2 separate regions of the Homo sapiens genome follow, and region 1 is linked to region 2. A link is a loop called in an ENCODE intact Hi-C map of the cell type or tissue named here. Cell type or tissue: endothelial cell of umbilical vein. All regions are shown on one strand. Each heading gives the region's core, and the rest is flanking DNA. Links, peaks and the distances in the headings are about the cores only. Region 1 has its middle 5.2 kb from the start of RALGAPA1. Region 2 overlaps PRORP (protein only RNase P catalytic subunit).

The links. Hi-C counts contacts between places; a loop is a spot of excess contacts. Peaks named below come from ENCODE experiments on the same cell type or tissue, not always from the same donor. Only the 100,000 strongest peaks of a DNase experiment are listed, where the experiment ranks them.
Region 1: it touches region 2 in a loop (9-fold over the local background); 7 of 110 quality-filtered maps call a loop at or near these places.

Annotation. Positions count from the first base shown.
Region 1 is chr14:35,813,034-35,815,956 of GRCh38, reverse strand. No RefSeq gene overlaps it. Among named protein-coding and RNA genes, the nearest start is that of RALGAPA1, 5.2 kb to the right of the region's middle. In endothelial cell of umbilical vein, for the core only: a CTCF peak has its summit at 1,360 (motif pointing right); a DNase peak (open chromatin) is centred at 1,366; H3K27me3 peaks cover 145 bases.
Region 2 is chr14:35,139,611-35,142,533 of GRCh38, reverse strand. The region is part of intron 4 of PRORP (protein only RNase P catalytic subunit); the gene reads right to left. All of the region lies in intron 4 of PRORP-PSMA6 (PRORP-PSMA6 readthrough), which reads right to left. Among named protein-coding and RNA genes, the nearest start is that of PRORP, 19 kb to the right of the region's middle. In endothelial cell of umbilical vein, for the core only: no CTCF peak of the experiment used is centred there; a DNase peak (open chromatin) is centred at 1,593.

The DNA of each region.
Region 1 (2,923 bases), core at 121-2,620, 670 kb before region 2:
AGGAGCTCAAGACCAGCCTAGGCAGCATGGTGAGACCCCATCGCTACAAAAAATACAAAAATTAGCCAGGTATGATAGTGCATGCCCATAGTACCAGCTACTAAGCAGGCTGAGGTGGGAGATTCACTTGAGTCTGGGAGGTTGAGGCTGCAGTGAGCCAGGAATTGTGCATAGAAAGATATTACAAAACATATTGACATTGGAACTGATGTGCAAAAGCAATGATGGGTGAAATAGCTGGTCCCTTAGCATGAAGGTAGTGATACCAAACTGTACTGATATTCATTGTATTCTTCACTATCACACACAGTAAAAATGAAAAACCAGTTTCACTTAAGACTGTCCTTGATGAAGCAGTTGCTCTTTATATGCTCATTTTGTCACAGAAAATACAAAAACTATGTGTACTTAATGTTTAGAACTTTATAAGGGGCAAGGACTAATGCTGCATACTAAAGTACAATGGTGGTCTTTATAAAAAAAATTTTCTGCAATTGAGTTGTGAACTGACCTAGCAACTTTATTCAGAAAATGGCATTTTTACATGAAAGAAGTGATAAACAAACTACAATAATTCAGACATGGGTATTTGAAATATTTGCAAAAATAAATAGAGTGCGCCTGTCATTTTTAGAAGAACAATTGACATTATTTGTTGCCAAGGATAAAATTTAAGCTTCTAAGTAAAAATTAGAAATTTGAGGCCGGGCGCGGTGGCTCACGCCTGTAATCCCAGCACTTTGGGAGGCCGAGGCGGGCAGATCACAAGGTCAGGAGATCGAGACCACCCTGGCTAACACAGTGAAATCCCGTCTCTACTAAAAAAAATACAAAAAAAAAAAAATTAGCCAGTCGTGGTGGCAGGCGCCTGTAGTCCCAGCTACTCGGGAGGCTGGAGCAGGAGAATGGTGTGAACCTGGGAGGTGGAGCTTGCAGTGAGCTGAGATCGTGCCACTGCACTCCAGCCTGGGTGACAGAGCAAGACTCCGTCTCTGAAAAAAAAAAGAAATTTGAAAAACTTTTACCAACCATTGTGAGTATGAAAACTTTCCAATACTTAAAGGCTTTCTGATGTATGTGAGGTTTTTTTTTATGTTATTTAATGAAATGTGTTAGCATTTTAAAGCTCTGTATAAGTCAGCAAACAATTATTTTGATGAATGCATAATGTTACAAAATTATGTATAGGTGAAAGATCTATTCAAAGTACAAGATTTTAATATAAGGAGTACAAAATTCTTACTGATAGGCTTTCATATTCCTTACTGCAACTCATCTTTAAGAAACTACCTCTTGTTGGGGGCTTGACGTTGGGTACACAAGGACATAATCTTTATGCCAGACACTGGAGACTACCAGAAGGGGGCAGCAGGGAGCAGAGAAAGGGTTGAAAAACTATTGGGTACTATGCTCACTCCCTGTGTGATGGATTCAATTGTACCCTAAACCTCAGCATCATGCACTGTACCCATGTAACAAACCTGCACGTGTACCCCCTGAATCTAAAATAAAAGTTGAAATTTTAAAAACTACCACTTGTTGACTTTTATTGTAGTGTCAACAATTATCTAAAAAACATATTAAAACACTCTTTTTACCAATTACATATACATATGAAGCCAGATTACCTTCATATACTTCAACCAAAAGAGAATAGTGTATATAAGAATCCAGCTGTCTTTAATTAAGCCAAACTATAAGCAAATTTGCAAAAAAAAAAAATAAGCTATAACACTTTTCTCACCAAATATTTTTTGTGATAGAAAAAATAATAGATTTTTTTTTCTGCTGAGTAGTCTAAGGGAAATTTTTTTTAATTTAAATAAAAAATAGATTTTTTTTGAGTGAGATGGAGTCTCACTCTGCCACCCAGGCTGGAGTGCAGTGGCGTGATCTCGTCTCACTGCAACCTCCACCTCCCAAGTTCAAGCAATTCTCCTGCCTCAGCCTCCTGAGTAGCTGGTTTTCACCATGTTGGGCAGGCTGGTCTTGAACTCCTGACCTCAAGTGATCTGCCTGTCTTGGCCTCCCAAAGTGCTGGCATTACAGGCATGAGCCACCACACCCAGCCAGAAACTATTCTATATGATACTGTAATTGTGGATACATGACCCTATGCATTTGCCAATACTCATAGAACTATTTTATAGCATGTAGAATGAACCTTAACGTATGCACATTAAAAGAAATCAGAGGATCCCACTGGAACACAAAATGTGACAAAATAATCAAACTGTATTATAAGTATGAAACAACCTCACTAAAGAAGGTGTAGAAAAAGGTACTTATTTGGGAATGAGTGGAATCTGTAAGACTAAAGACAAAAGAAAATGTACATATGCACGGTACTCTAGTTAATAAAGTTGTTTCTCATGGGAAAGTAGGTTAACAATTCTGATACTGTTATACATGTATACTGCAATAAAATAAGTAAATGTTTGGTATATGGTGGGAACCAAGTATCTTATTGTTGGAGTGGGAGTTTATAATAAGTAAAGGGAGAAGGGTAGAATGATTCATCTAGTAATGGATTAGAGTTGAGGCACCACATAGGTATTAATTCATGTTTAGCTTAATACAGATACAGATGGTTATGTACAGAAATATTTATAGGTATGTGTATATAGATGTGCTAGTAAACATATGTGTGCAGTTGGCCCTCTGTATCCATGAGTGCTGCATCTGTGGATTCCACCAACTAGGAATCAGAAAAAAATGGATGGTTACATCTGTACTGAACACACACAGACTTTTTTTTTCTTGTCATTATTCCCTAAACAATACAGAATACCAACTATTTACATAGCATTTACATTGCATTAGGTATTTTAAAGAATCTAGAGATGATTTGAAGTATATGGGTGGGGGTGGGGCACAGTGGCTTACACCTGTAATCCCAGCACTTTAGAAGGCCAAGGCAGGC
Region 2 (2,923 bases), core at 232-2,731:
TTTTTTTTAATTTAAAAATTAGCAGGGCAGGGTGGCATGCACCTGTAAGTCCTAGCTACTTGGGAAGTTGAGGTGGGAGGATTGCTCCAGCCCAGGAGTTCATTGCTGCAGTGAGCTATGATCACACCATTGCACCCCAGCTTGGGCAAAAGAGCAAGGCGTCATCTCTTGGAAAAAAAAAAAAAAAAAAGCAATGAATTTATAATTTACAGGATGAGCTTCCAGGTGTGGTGGCTCACACTTATTATCCCAGCACTTTGGGAGGCTGAGGTGGGAGGAATGCTTGAGCCCAGGAGTTCAACACCAGCCTTGGCAACATAATGAGACTCCATCTCTACATAAGATAATAAATTAAGGCTGGGCGCGGTGGCTCACGCCTGTAATCCCAGCACTTTAGGAGGCCGAGGCGGATGGATCAGCTGAGGTCAGGAGTTCAAGACCAGCCTGGCCAACATGGTGAAACCCTGTCTCCACTAAAAATACAAAAATTAGCTGGGCGTGGTTGCAGGCACCTGTAATCCCAGCTACTCAGGAGGCTGAGGCAGGAGAATCGTTTGAACCCAGGAGGCAGAGGTTGCAGTGAGCCGAAATCGTGCCATTGCACTCCAGCCTGGGCAACAACAGCAACACTCCGTCTTAAAAAAAAAAAATTGCCCAGGTGTTGTGCCACATGCCTGTAGTCCCAGCTACTCATGAGGCTGAGGTGGGAGGATCACTTGAGCCCAGGAGGTCTCAGCTGCAGTGAGCCGTGATTGTGCCACTGCACTCCAGCTTAGGTGACAGAGCAAGACCCTGTCAAAAAAAAAGTGGTCATGAGTTAATAATCATGGAGGATGGGGGTCCATTATGTTAGTCTCTTTTTGATTATGTTTGAAATTTTCTCTAATGAAAATATTAAAGAATTATTATCTTTGTAGTTGAATATAAAAAATCTGACTGTAATTTAATGTTATTATCAAGAACCATGTCTAGGCATAGTAGCTCACACCTGAAATCTCAGCACTTTGGGAGGCCAAGGTGGGAGGACCACTAGAAGCCAGGAGTTCAAGACCAGCCTAGGCAACATAGTGAGACCCCGTCTCTACAGAAAAAATTAAAATAAAAAAATTAGCCAGATGTGATGGTACACACCTGAATCCTAGCTACCCAGGAGGATGAGGCAGGAGGATTACTTCAGCCCAGGAGTTCAAGGCTGCAGTGAGTTATGATCATGCCACTGTATTCCAGCCTGGGTGAATAGTAAGAACTTGTCTCAAAAAACAAAACAAAACAAACAAACAAAAACAAAAAAAAAAAGAAAAAGAAGGAAGGAAAATAAGAAAAAAACCTAATTAACATTAAAGTAACACTATGCGCATAGCTCCAAATTCACTTTTTGACCTTCACTGATGCCCACTCAATTAGTGTCAGTAGTTAAATCAGTAGATGCAAATTATTTGGAATTCTGCTTTGTTCACTTAAAATTCACATATACCACTCTTTTCTCTACCTACTATCACTAATCTGACTTACACAGAAATGACAGATATCTTTCAGTTTAATATTTTAAAAAGTTCAACAAATCCTTTAACCTGATGGACTTGGTCATACCTAGAATAATTTTTATATGTTACATTATTGCCATCTGCTGGCTATGTTGTCTAATTACAGTAAACAAATGTTTAAAACAGAAAAGCTAAAAAATTACCTTATATAATAACTGAGATTTTTCTCCCAAAACTATTCAACAGAAAAGAAGCTGCCATACTTTAAGTTTCCTCAAAATCTCACATTAGAAGCAATTGTCCTTGATTCTAGCTGCACTTTAAAATCACCTGGAAGCTTTTGAAAATCCTAATACCTGGACCCCACCAAGCCAAAGCAATTAAATCAGAATCTCCATGTTATGAAATGAAAGTCAACCACAGACTGACAGAAAATATTTGTAAAATATATTGGACTTAGGACTTGTATCTAGAATATAGAAACAGTTCTTACAACTCAATAATGAAACAATCCAATTTTTAAAATAGGCAAAAAATCTGAACAAATAAATATTATACCAAAGATATATGGATGGCAATTAAGCATATAAAAAGATGCTCAACAACATTAGTCATTAGGAAAATCTAAATTAAAATCACAATGAGATACCACTTCATACCTATTAGAACAGTAAAGAGACTAACCTTAACCATACTAAGCATCAGCCAGGATGTGGGGCTACTATAGCCCTCATACTCTGCTGGTGGAAATGTAAAATGGTACAACCACTCTGGAAAACAGTTGGGCAGTTTCTGAAAAAGCGACACACACACACACATATCTACCATAAGACATCTACCATAAGACCAAACCATTCCAGTCCTAAGAGAGTTACCCAAGAGAAAAAAAAAGCTGTAGTAGGTTGAATAGTGTAACCTCAAAATTTATGTCTAGCAGGAAACACAGAATGTGAATGTAGAAAGAGGGTCTTTGTAAATGAAATAAGACAAGGTCATGCTAGATTAGGGTGGGCTCTAAATCCCATAACTTGTAGCCTTATAAGAGGAAGAGATGGCACACAGAGATACACACACACAAAGGCCACATGAAGACAGACGCAGAGAATGGAGTGATGCAGCTAAAAGCCAAGGAACACCATCAATTGCCAGGATCTGGCTTCTGAAGGTAGGAAAGAGAAGGAAGGATTCTTCCCTGGATCCTTCAAAAGGAGCATGACCTTGCCAACATCTTGATTTCAGATTTCTAGCCTCCAGAATTGTGAGAGAGTAAATATCTGTCATTTGAAGCTACCCAGTTTGTGGTAATTTGTTAGGGCAGCCCTAGGAAACAATAACAAAAGCACAAAGACTTGTTCAAGACTGTTCTAATCAGCTTTATTTATAACAGCACCAAACTGGAAATAACCTAAATGTCCATCAACAAATGTACAAATTGTAAA